Linked DNA regions of Mus musculus: region 2 is linked to region 1. Evidence: chromatin loops called from intact Hi-C (ENCODE). Cell type or tissue: heart. All regions are shown on one strand. Links, peaks and the distances in the headings refer to the core of each region. The heading gives the core; the rest is flanking DNA. Region 1 holds the start of Parp14 (poly (ADP-ribose) polymerase family, member 14). Region 2 holds the start of Slc49a4 (solute carrier family 49 member 4).

Region 1 (5,372 bases), core at 285-5,284:
CCTCTCTCCAGAACGTTCTGCCGAACTGAAATGTTAAAAAAAAAAAGTTTTAAGCCAAACTGCAAGCGATCTTCACTTACATAATTATTTACGTGATTTCTACAGTTTACATTCATAGCGGTTCAGCCAGCATCTCTAAGAAGCAAACTCTGTAGAAGAAAAACTTACCAGATGGATTTGAATCGCAGATTTAAACTTATGTTGTGTGCCTGTGGTGCGCGTGGATAGATTCCCACCCCTGCTCCTGTGGGGGCCACAGCAGGACACTGAAGTACTTCCCTCCGTTACTCTCTGTCTTCTGGCTTGGAAACCAACTGGGTCTGTCACTGAACCTGAAGTTTACCCTTTCGGCTAGGCTTGCTGGCCAAGGAGTTCTGGGGATCTGCCATCCTGCTCTCTACAAGGGCACTCGTAGCCATGCCCAGCTATTACAAGGGTGCTGGAGATTCAAACTCTGGCCTCACATCCACCCAACAAGCTCTCTTACTTAGTGAGCCATTCCCCTGCCTCTGAACTTACTGGGCTGTTGTTAAGACAAGGTCTTACTATGGTAGCCCTGGCTAACCTAGACCTTGCTCTGTAGACCAGGCTGGACACACAGAGATCCACCTGCCATCTCTGTCTCCCAAGTGCTGGGGTCAACGCATGAACTGTCATGCCCTGCTTACTGTCTATAGTTCACTGCTTTAGATTAGTTATGGAGCATGCCCTGGGGGCCTCGAAATTACCAGCTTGGTTGCCCAGCTCATAGTGGCAACAGTCTCAGAGGTCCAGAAGCCGAAGGGAAGGATGTTAGGTCACTGGGAACCAATTCTGTGAGAGGAAGGGGAAGAGGGTGACCCTGGGTCCTGCCTTGTGCCACTGGCCCAAAAGCAGCAGGCCAACTGACTGTAGACTGAAATACTCCAGAATTGTTGAGCCCAGATAAACCCTTCCTCTATTCAAGCTGATTATATCAGATACATTGTCACAATAACAGAACTGGTGAACACCCTAAGCATCCTGTTAAACAAATCTTACTTAGGAAGACTCAGTCTTCTTGACTTGAGGTTTGTCTTGGGTCAGTGTACTAAGTGTGTTACATTGAAGAAATATAAAGAGTTTAGTAGTATAGTACCTGTACTATACTTGGTAGGCACTGAAGGTAGAAATATCTACAATGATGGGGACGACTGGGCATATGAAAGCCATGTTTTTGGAAAGTGGCCCAGCTGGCCATTATCAGAATGACCAGGAGTCCAGCCATTTCAACCAGCACATTAGCTTACAATGATAAAGAACCCATATTTGGTAGTAAAGGGGGCAGAAAAAATTAGAATAGAGGAGATTTGCAAAAACAGAATTAGAGCACCGGGCAGCTGAACTACAGTGAAAACTGAGCCGAGTCCAAAGCCTTGCATTTGATTTCCAGCTCTGTCATAAACTACCTGGGTGTCTGTAGAGAAATAAACGCCTCTGTTGCAGAAGTTTCGACATTGAACGTACTCTCAGGGAATGCTCTCAGTCATATGAAGAGCCGTGAAAAACATAAACTGCAAGCATCCGAAGCCAGAGATAGAAGAGGAAAATCAGTGTAGCTCAGACCAGGGAGAACCGGAAAGGAACAGAAGGGGCGTGGCCAGCATAGAAGATATGCAAACAGGTTTAGGAGAGAGGTGGGGAGAGCCACTGCTGTTTACAGCAGCAACCCAAACACTGGGCTCCTGTTCAGCTCTGGTGGGCTGCTCTAATGATCTCAGCGCCTATCATAAAGGGAGGCCGCGATAGCTCTCCCGCCTCAGCCATGAAGAGGGAAGGCCAAAGTGGGGTCTCACTTAGACGCTTCCCCCAGAGACAGGAGTTACAATCCATCTAGGAAGGAACGTCTGGCTCTAACTGTATTCTGTGAACAGACAGGAGTTTCCAAAGAAGCAGTACTGGGCTGTCGAGAGGATTGAGGTCTCCGTGACATAAATGAAAGCCTGTGACCTAATATCATGTGTCTATGTGTTTCCCTCCTTTTCTTCTACCCTGGATTTGGTAAAGTCCATCCGAGGCATCCAGACATGGCCACCTCTTCATAGACTGGGTGCCTTTAATCCCAGCACTTGGGAGGCAGAGGCAGGCAGATTTCTGAGTTCGAGGCCAGCCTGGTCTACAAAGTGAGTTCCAGGACAGCCAGGGCTACACAGAGAAACCCTGTCTCAAAAAACAAACAAACAAACAAACAAAAAACAAGAGTACAAGCTGCTCTTCTAGATGATGCAGATTTTGGTTGCCAGCATCTAAAACCGACCTACAGTCTGTAACTCCAGTTCAGAGGATCTGAGGCCCTCTTCTGGCCTCGGCAAACACTTTATACATGTGGTATACAGACATATGCAGGCAAACACTCATACACATACAATAAAAGTAAATCTTTTTGTTGTTTGTTTGTGTGTTTGAGGCTGTGTTTCTCTGTGCATTCTTGGCTTTCTTGGAACTCACTCTGTAGACCAGGCTGGCCTCAAACTCAGAGATCTGCCTGCTTCTGCCTCCCAAGTGCTGGGAATAAAGGTGTAAGTTACCACCACCCAGCAAAATACTATTTATTTACTTACTTACTTATTTTTAAGAAGATGAGTTTCCTTACTTCAAGGATACCTAAGCCCTTGCACAATAAACGAGCCAAATTGGGACTAAAAAGCATAATAAAGTGTGCCCATCTGAAATGGGGCTTACAGTGTTTTGAGTTAGGGTTTGAGAGGGTAGTTCATTCACAGAACAACTGCCTGGCAGGCTCAAAGGGGAAAAAACACAGGAAATCATGCATGCTTTATTGTACACAAATCCAGTAAGCCTACAAAGGTCAGATCTTCCGGTTCCTACCTCTATATGCTAATTTCTGCTGGGAAGGGGATGCTGAGAGGCTCAATAGTACTATCCAGCTATTGTAGACACGAGTGAATAGTTAGGCCTGCTCAGGCTCCTTCTGGGCCAGAGGGTGGTGCTCTCTACAGGAAAGAAATGCTGCTGCTACAGGGAAATTCCAGATGACTTCCTACTGAGGAAACAGTGCCTCAAGTAGGAAACCGAAAGTGAATAGAGAGACATTCTAGTCACCCTAAAGACTGCCTCCTCAACAGGGTTAAATTTTAATAGATTTTGAGTCTTCTCTGTTGCAAGTGAAACCAGAGGGATGGCCTGGAGCAGCCTGGGGGGCTGTGGGCTAGGAGCCCTGTAGGGAGAAAGCCAAGCAGAGATCCTGCGACTGGTGAATTTCATTGTGAGCCCAGCCCTTCAGGGCGGAGTCACCTGGCCAGCCCCGGGGTCTGCTGTAAAGGCTAAAACTGGAATTGTATTATCACAATTATTTTTCCGTGCTGTGTATTTCAGTATAGTACCAATATCTTAGATAGTCTCTCAGTCCCTCTGTTTTGTTGGTTTGATGGTCTAGATAAACAACAGATTTTTTTTAATGTTTAGCATGTTCGGGTCTCGTCAGAGGGCTGGTGGTACACAATCCTTATTCAGTCGACACTCACTGTACTACAGTGTCTAGGGTGGAGCTGGAGATGTCTAGTTACCCCGACCTCTCTGTGACCAGGATGCCAGTAATCTGCACCCCTACCATGTGACCCTCATTTGAGGACAGTGACATTCTAGAGAAAAGCGCTCTCCATACGGGTCATGTCTGCTGGGATACTGACAGCTGGAATCAAACTGGGACCCCTCTACTGTGGTTCTCAACCTGTGGGTCACAACCCCTTAGGATCTAATGATCTTTTCCTGGGGATTAGGTTCTGGTTCATAATAGTAAGCAAAATTACAGTTATGAAGTAGCAACAAAAATAATTTTGTGGTTGGGGTCACCTCAACCTGAGGAACTGTGTTAAAGGTCTGCAGCATTAGGAAGGTTGAGAATCACTGATCTAGGAAAAGTGAAAAATGAGATTCTCACTTTACTAGCTAGCTGCCCATTGAGGGCTCCCTTGTGAAATCAAACCTGTGTTTTCCGGAAGGGATCAGAGCTAAGCAGGTCTCTTGTGCCCTCCTACCCAGGCTTCCTGAAACCCTGTGTTACACCTTTCTCTTGTTTTCATTTTTTTTTTTTTTTTTCCTTCTTGGGTCTTTGCTGGGCTGTTACCTTGCCCACTGCCCGGTCTCCTCAGCCTCCTTTCCTCTCCTCTGGCCCAAATGTTCCCTCCATCCTGCACTCTGAGGATGACCCTGGTCTGCAAAATCTCTGATATTAACACATGGTGGCTTTCCAGAAGTCACAGATCTGGGACTTCCATTCACCCACCTGAGCGAGAAATGAAGGCTGGGCCTCCTTTGCAGAAGGCCAATAGAGGTGGGGAACATTCAACTGCTTAACTGTTCAGGAACCTTCCAGAGATGAGGGAACACCCCCAGTCCCTATCCCAACCTGGGTTCCAAGCTTACAGCCACCTCAGATCATCTTGGGGCTGAAGGACGAGGTAGGAACAAGACACCACCACCCATTACCCACCCCTGCCCTGTCCCTCCCTCCTCCACTGAGGCACAAGAGCTCTAGGGCTTTTCACTTCTCAAGCTCATCTCCCTAAGAACCCTGCGGTGCTAGCGGACCCTGGACTCCTCCCGTTTCTTAATTCTTTTCCTGCCCCACCTGAATAATAAAAACAGGACAGTTAAAACAACAAACAAGGGCTGGAGAGATGGCTCAGCCGTGAAAGGCTAGGCTCACAACCAAACAACAAACAAACGAACACGGGAAGGTCCACAGATTGCTTCAGGGAGCGACTGGGAAAGCAAGGGGAACGCCACTCCCGGTTGCGCTCGCCACGCAGATTCTGCCTCCAGGATCTCCCGCACCGAACGAGCTGCAGCCGAGGGCTAGACCTGGCACCCATGGTCCCAAACCCCGCGCGAGGCGACCCTCCCCGACCTTCGCGCCCCTCACCATCCTCCGGGGAGAAGAGCACCCGGAAGCGTGCTGGGTTCCCCGGCTCCGGGACGACCTCGCACTCCCCTCCTCCGGATTTCTTCCGGCTCTGGAAGTACACTTGCAACTTGTTGATCAAGTTCTTTGGGGGGTCGGGGCCCCAAGAGCCCTCGACCAGCAGCGGGAAGGAACCCGACGCTGCCATCCTGACTGAACTAGGAAGCGGCGACTGCTGGGTCGTCCAAAACTGCTCAGAGTTTTAACATTGAGATAACTTCTTTCGCTTTCATTTCCTGGAAATCCCTCCCCGTCCTTAGTTTCTATCTTCACCTCGCTATCCCAGGATTGGAATAGTGCAACAACAACAACAACAACAACAACAACAACAACAACACACACACACACACACACACACACAGAGCTACCACCCACCCACCCCCAGGCACTTTGTTCTCCTGCTCTCAACAGAAGCCAGTCAATCCTCCAC
Region 2 (5,372 bases), core at 193-5,192, 100 kb before region 1:
TTCAGTGTGTTACAGGAATCATTCTGGATTAAGCACCCCACACCAATGAAGAGAGGGAGATGGGGCCTCTGGTGGGCAGAGCCAGGACAGCCCCTGAAATGATTCAAACCCAGGTCTTTTGTATACTCGGTTTTTATCCAAAACCAAGAGGTGGGGTGGGCAAGCAAGCTAGGTGTTTACAGAAGCCATCCAGGCAGTCAGCGGGTTGTTTCAGTGACCCATTGTCTCAGCGATTTCTCCAGGTCATAATGTTTCAGGTGACAAGTGAAGTCATGCTTGAAAAAACAGACAGATGGGACAAGCAATGCTTCAAGTCACTAAATACATCAGCATCTAATAATTGGTCTCTTCTACCTTATCCTATACCAGGTGCTTGTTAGAATTCTCTGCCAGCTCTTCCTGGAAGAAAGAGCTCCACCAGTCAACATACCCTTCCTCTACTACACACCTCTTCCCACTAGCAGGGTCTTCACACCCAAGTTACACCAGAGTCCTTCCTTTTAGAACTATACACACGTGCCGGGTGTGGTGGCGCACACCTTTAATCCCAGCACTGGGTGGGGAGGGGGGGGCAGAGGCAGGTGGATTTCTGAGTTCAAGGCCACCCTGGCCTACAAAGTGAATTCCAGGACAGCCAAGGCTACACAGAGAAACCCTGTCTCAAAAAACCAAAACCAAAACAAAACAAAACAAAACAAAAAAAACTATACACACTAAGCCTACAGCGCTCTTACCTGATATTCATGCAGTCTATCTGCCTCAGGTTTTTTTTTGTTGTTGTTGTTGTTTTGTTTTTTGAAGCTTCATATCTTAAGTTTCATGACTTTTACACCCATTATCATGGTTGTCACCCAACTCTAATGTCATCCCAGTTTGCCAAATGACCTCCTTAAAAAAAAATGAGCGTGCCAGGCAGTGGTGACGCACACCTTTAATCTCAGCACTTGGGAGGCAGAGGCAGGCGGATTTCTGAGTTTAAGGCCAGCCTGGTCTACATAGCGAGTTTCAGGACAGTCCGGGCTACACAGAGAAACCCTGTCTCCAAAAACCAAAACCAAACCAAACCAAAACAACAATAACAAGAATGCACCTGACTGAGTGCTAGTGTAGAACATACCGAAGTACCTTTCCTTTTCTTTTGGATCCTACTCTTCAGTGCTTAGAACTCTCTAGCCTCCCTTTCTGAGCACCTGTACTCAAGTTGATCATGGAAGTATTCAGTCATCAGTTTTCTTGTCTCTTCCACGTGGGTTCCCGTACCATCAGGAAGAGAGGGAACCTCACAGCTGGATTCTGTTCTTGCCACAGCAGTAGTTAGAGGACTGTGTTGCACCAGATGATCACAGCTCCATATCAACCTATGTTCCACTCTTACTTTGCAGGTAATGTTTGTGTTCACCCAGATTCCTATGTTGAAATCCTACTCCCAGCTAAGTGACTGAACTAAGAGGTGGCCGACTGGGGATGAAACAAATTTTTGAGGGCAAGGGCTGGACAGATAGGGTTACTGCCCTCATAAGAGAGACCCCAGAGAGATCCCTGGCCACTTCCCTTATGACATTACAAAGAAATGAGCATTGTATGAACGATGCTCACCAGATAAGCATTCTGCTTGGCCCTTCATCTTGGACTTCCCGGTTTCCAGAGGGGTTATAAATAAATGTCCTTCATTTTATAAGCTTATGGCTGTTTGTCAATGGGCCAGTAGACTAAGGCAATGTCCCAAAACTACCCAAAGAATCTATTGTATCAAAACTCGTAAAAGACTGAACAGAAACAAAGCAGTTTCCGACCAGTATCCGACCTCATAACCTAAGAAGTCTAAATCGTGCACAGCAGCCTCCTGGGGGTTTTATTTATCCTCTGGAGGGATAATTCAACATCTTGACTCTTTCCACTCTGGCCTTTTCCTCATCTCACAGAATCACACTGGCAATTGGCAAAGTGAGAAGCCTGGAGTCCCTAACTGAAAGAGAGCCTTCCTGCATCTGCGATCTTTATCTGAGAGTAATAAATCGCAACTGAGAAGTCACCCAGGCGGAAGCTCTCGGTTTACCTGGGGTTCTACCTTCCAGAAACCCAAGCGTCAGACCCGAGTTTCCCAACAGTCATCCAGGGCTGGAGTCACCACGCCAGCTCATTACCCTCTTACATCTGGTCATCACCAGTCTCTTCTGATCTTTCGCTCTCAGCACCCCAAATCTCTTTGAAATTTAAGCATGAGTCACTTTTGTCAGGTGTCAAAGACATTCATAGCAAGTGCACTGGATGGCTCTGATGTCCACAGTATACAAAGCCTTCTACATCTGATGATTGTGGCATAAAGGGCGTAACACAAAACATCAATACTTGGAAAGCATCCTCCGTATTTGTCGCTTTGGGGACAGAGGGTTCCCGAGTAAGGAATGGGATGCCAGCTACACTGGGTCACCTCACACAACCCCTAGACCAAGCCCAGGGAGACACAGGCAGGCCCGGATCCTGGCAGGCGCCAACTCCCAGAGAAGGGACACGCCCGCAGGCGTCCCGGACCCCTTACCTCTCTTGTCCAGCAGCCACATGAACGCGAAGCAGGGCAGGAAGCCTATGGGCCCCCAGAGGACCAGGAGCGCGATGTCCCATCCGGAGAAGCCATAGGCCTGGCGCGCCGAGTTCTGGATGGGGCCCCAGGTGTTCCAGACCAGGCCCTGGGCGAACGCGAGGAGCGAGAAGAGCAGCAGCACCAGCCAGCGGCGCCCGTACACCCTCCCGGGGTTCGGGCCCGCCGCAGGCAGCACGGCCGTCGCCTCCCGGCCCCTGCGCGCAGCCCCCGGCGCAGGCCCGAGCCCCGGCCCCAGCAGCGGCTGCCGCTCCTCCTCCTCGCTGCTCCAACCCGAGCCCATGGCGACGCCGCCCGCCGGCCCTGCCCGACGCGTCCCGGTGGCCGCAGACCAGCCGGGAGCTGACTGGGCGGGTGGAGCGGGAGCCGGAGCCGGAGCTGCTCTAGTCCTCGGCCTCCCGGGCGCGTCTGCTGCGCCTGCGCCGCCCGAGCCCGAGGGGAGGAGGCGAGGCGGGGTCCACCCTGCTCGCTGGGAACCCAGGAATGCCCCGGGGAGAAGCCCGGGACCCTACGAGTGGAAAGGGTAGAAGATCGCGGCCGGCTGGGAGACTGGAGCGAAGTAGGCTGAGTCAGTCACTCGCGGGTTGCTTGGAGGAAGTGCCCAAGTTTACATCACGTGCCTAATAAACAACTCGCTGACCTCGGGTCACTTATCCCAATGCTTGGGTCTATATTAGGCTTACTTTTGTTTTTATTGGGTTTCTAACTGCAGAAATTATAGACGGCAGGATACTGAAGTTTAGGAAGGTCTCAGGGTATTGTTTCATGAAGACCATTTGGTTTTGTATGTGTCTTACGCATCCAGTGAGATTATAAACTAGCCAATTTTCCTTCATACATATAAAGAGTTTTTTCTACCCATTTTGTTTGTCATGCAAACGGGTAAATAATATGGATTGTGTTAAAGTTGGAAGACAGTGACCTAGATCTCTCTCTTGGTATGTTAGCCAGACTAAATAAACGGCAAAAGCTGGAGATTGTGCATCTCTTGACCACATAGACATAGACATTCATTTGTTCAAATGCACAAATCCAGAACTCTGACAGCTGCCTGTGTCCTTGAAAACTAGTCATTTGCTGACATATCTGGCTCAGCAAATGAGTCACAGGGAACGCCTTCAAGGGGTTCGTATTCCCAGGCAGTCACGAAAACCAGCTGGAATGGCACTGATGCCAAGGGAACCAACAAGGTGGAAGAGTAGGCACGCCAGCCCCGGGGTCTCCTAAATCGCGAGTCCGACTGAGAGAAAGCCAAGGCGAAGATGGAGGATCCGACTAGAGAAGGAAGAGAAACAGCAGACGCTAAGGGTGGAAGAAAGGAGCCACAGCCCAGCCCACGTGCTCGCCGCCTTTCAGCTTCCAAAGAGCAAAACAAACCGGCGTGGCCACGCCCAGCGCCGTCACGTGACCGCGGCGGCGCCGGTTCCGGCAGAGGCGGAGGATCCTTCCTGTGTGGAAGCCGCAGATCCCGGTGAGCCCTCTCACCTGGCGCTCTCTCCATCCTCGGCGCGATAACCATGGCAGCAGGCTGCGAGGGCATCGCGCCCCCGACCCTGGGCGAGAGAACTGTGGGGGAGGAAGGTAGGTGCGAGCCAGGGACGCCGAAGTGCCTCCGAGCGGTGCGGATGGGCGCGGCTCCATCCCAAGTCTCGCCCGCGGCGTGTTAGGCCTGGGAGAAAGTGACTTTTTAGAGCATGTGGCTTCTTAACGTCGTGCGGATCAGTTTTCTGATCTATCGGGACAAGTACCACTGTGGAGTAAGAAGTTCCTCTGAGGACTCCAGGATCGCTGGCCTCTGAGGGAATTTTGTGGCAATTCTCTTGTCTCTGTTGGGATTCCAGGTGTATGCGACCATAACTTTTTATGGAGGTCTCTGGGGAGTTCGCCAGACTTGTGCACCAGGGGTTTTTACTTGACAGTCCATCTCTCCTGTCCCAAATCATTCTCTCATTTTTTAAAAAACCAATTTATCTTCCTGATAATGTGTCCTGTATCCTATTTTATGCCTCTCTTATCCACCATTCAACAGCAAAAGTGACACGTAAGATTCTTTAATAATTTGTATTGGACTTAGAACCTCCACTAAAATCCAAGCTCCAAAAACCGTGACCTACACAAAAATTTAATTTGGGGTCTGTTGTGTTTTATAAAAATAAGGAGAATATGTTTGGTGGATGTGTAGTCAGGTGTTGGGGAAGGGGGTGCCTCCGCTCCGCGGGCCCATGCTGAGGCATCCCTTCCCCTTGAGGGACCAGCCACACAAAGGTATAGTAGAGAATAGAGTTTCTTCAGGGTATGGGAGCGGAGTTGAGCGAGTAAAGGCAGAGAGAGAAGAGGAGTAGAGGCCGGCCATGAGCACGTGGAGGGGGGAGGGGAATGGAGAAAGGTTAAGGAGCAAGGGCAAGAGAGCAAGAGAAAGAGGAGGGGCAATCAGCCCCTTTTACCATGAGTCAGACACCTGGCTGTTGCCAGGTAACTGTGGGGCGGAGCCTGGAGAAAATGCCCACTGGGTCTGTTGAGGTCTCTAAGCATCTCTTCTGTTTGTACATTCTTAAACATTTTTAATTAGCCATAAAATGTGGGTTTCGTACGTTCTTGACTGGTCGATTCCCTTTCCATCATACTTGTACCCATCTTGCAGGTTCCAAATATCTCTAACCCTTGCATATTCTACTAGATGTTAAGCGCTTTGTGGAAATAACCTGTGGTGGTTTGAATAAAAACGGCCCCATAGGCTCATCTACTTAAATGTTTGGTCCCCAGTTGGTGGAAA

What was found. Hi-C counts contacts between places; a loop is a spot of excess contacts. Peaks named below come from ENCODE experiments on the same cell type or tissue, not always from the same donor. Only the 100,000 strongest peaks of a DNase experiment are listed, where the experiment ranks them.
Region 2: it touches region 1 in a loop (2.3-fold over the local background); 1 of 42 quality-filtered maps calls a loop at or near these places.

The regions. Positions count from the first base shown.
Region 1 is chr16:35,866,264-35,871,635 of GRCm38, forward strand. Parp14 (poly (ADP-ribose) polymerase family, member 14) reads right to left here and starts at 5,119. Exons shown (of 17, transcript NM_001039530.3): 1 at 4,904-5,119; 2 at 1-25. The coding sequence starts at 5,090. In heart, for the core only: a CTCF peak has its summit at 2,962; DNase peaks (open chromatin) are centred at 3,088, 4,538 and 5,078; H3K4me3 peaks cover 937 bases; H3K27ac peaks cover 875 bases.
Region 2 is chr16:35,766,360-35,771,731 of GRCm38, forward strand. Slc49a4 (solute carrier family 49 member 4) reads right to left here and starts at 3,011. Exons shown (of 9, transcript NM_153550.4): 1 at 2,540-3,011. The coding sequence starts at 2,882. Hspbap1 (Hspb associated protein 1) reads left to right here and starts at 4,027. Exons shown (of 8, transcript NM_175111.3): 1 at 4,027-4,180. The coding sequence starts at 4,117. In heart, for the core only: no CTCF peak of the experiment used is centred there; DNase peaks (open chromatin) are centred at 2,612, 3,052 and 4,002; H3K4me3 peaks cover 3,509 bases; H3K27ac peaks cover 2,648 bases.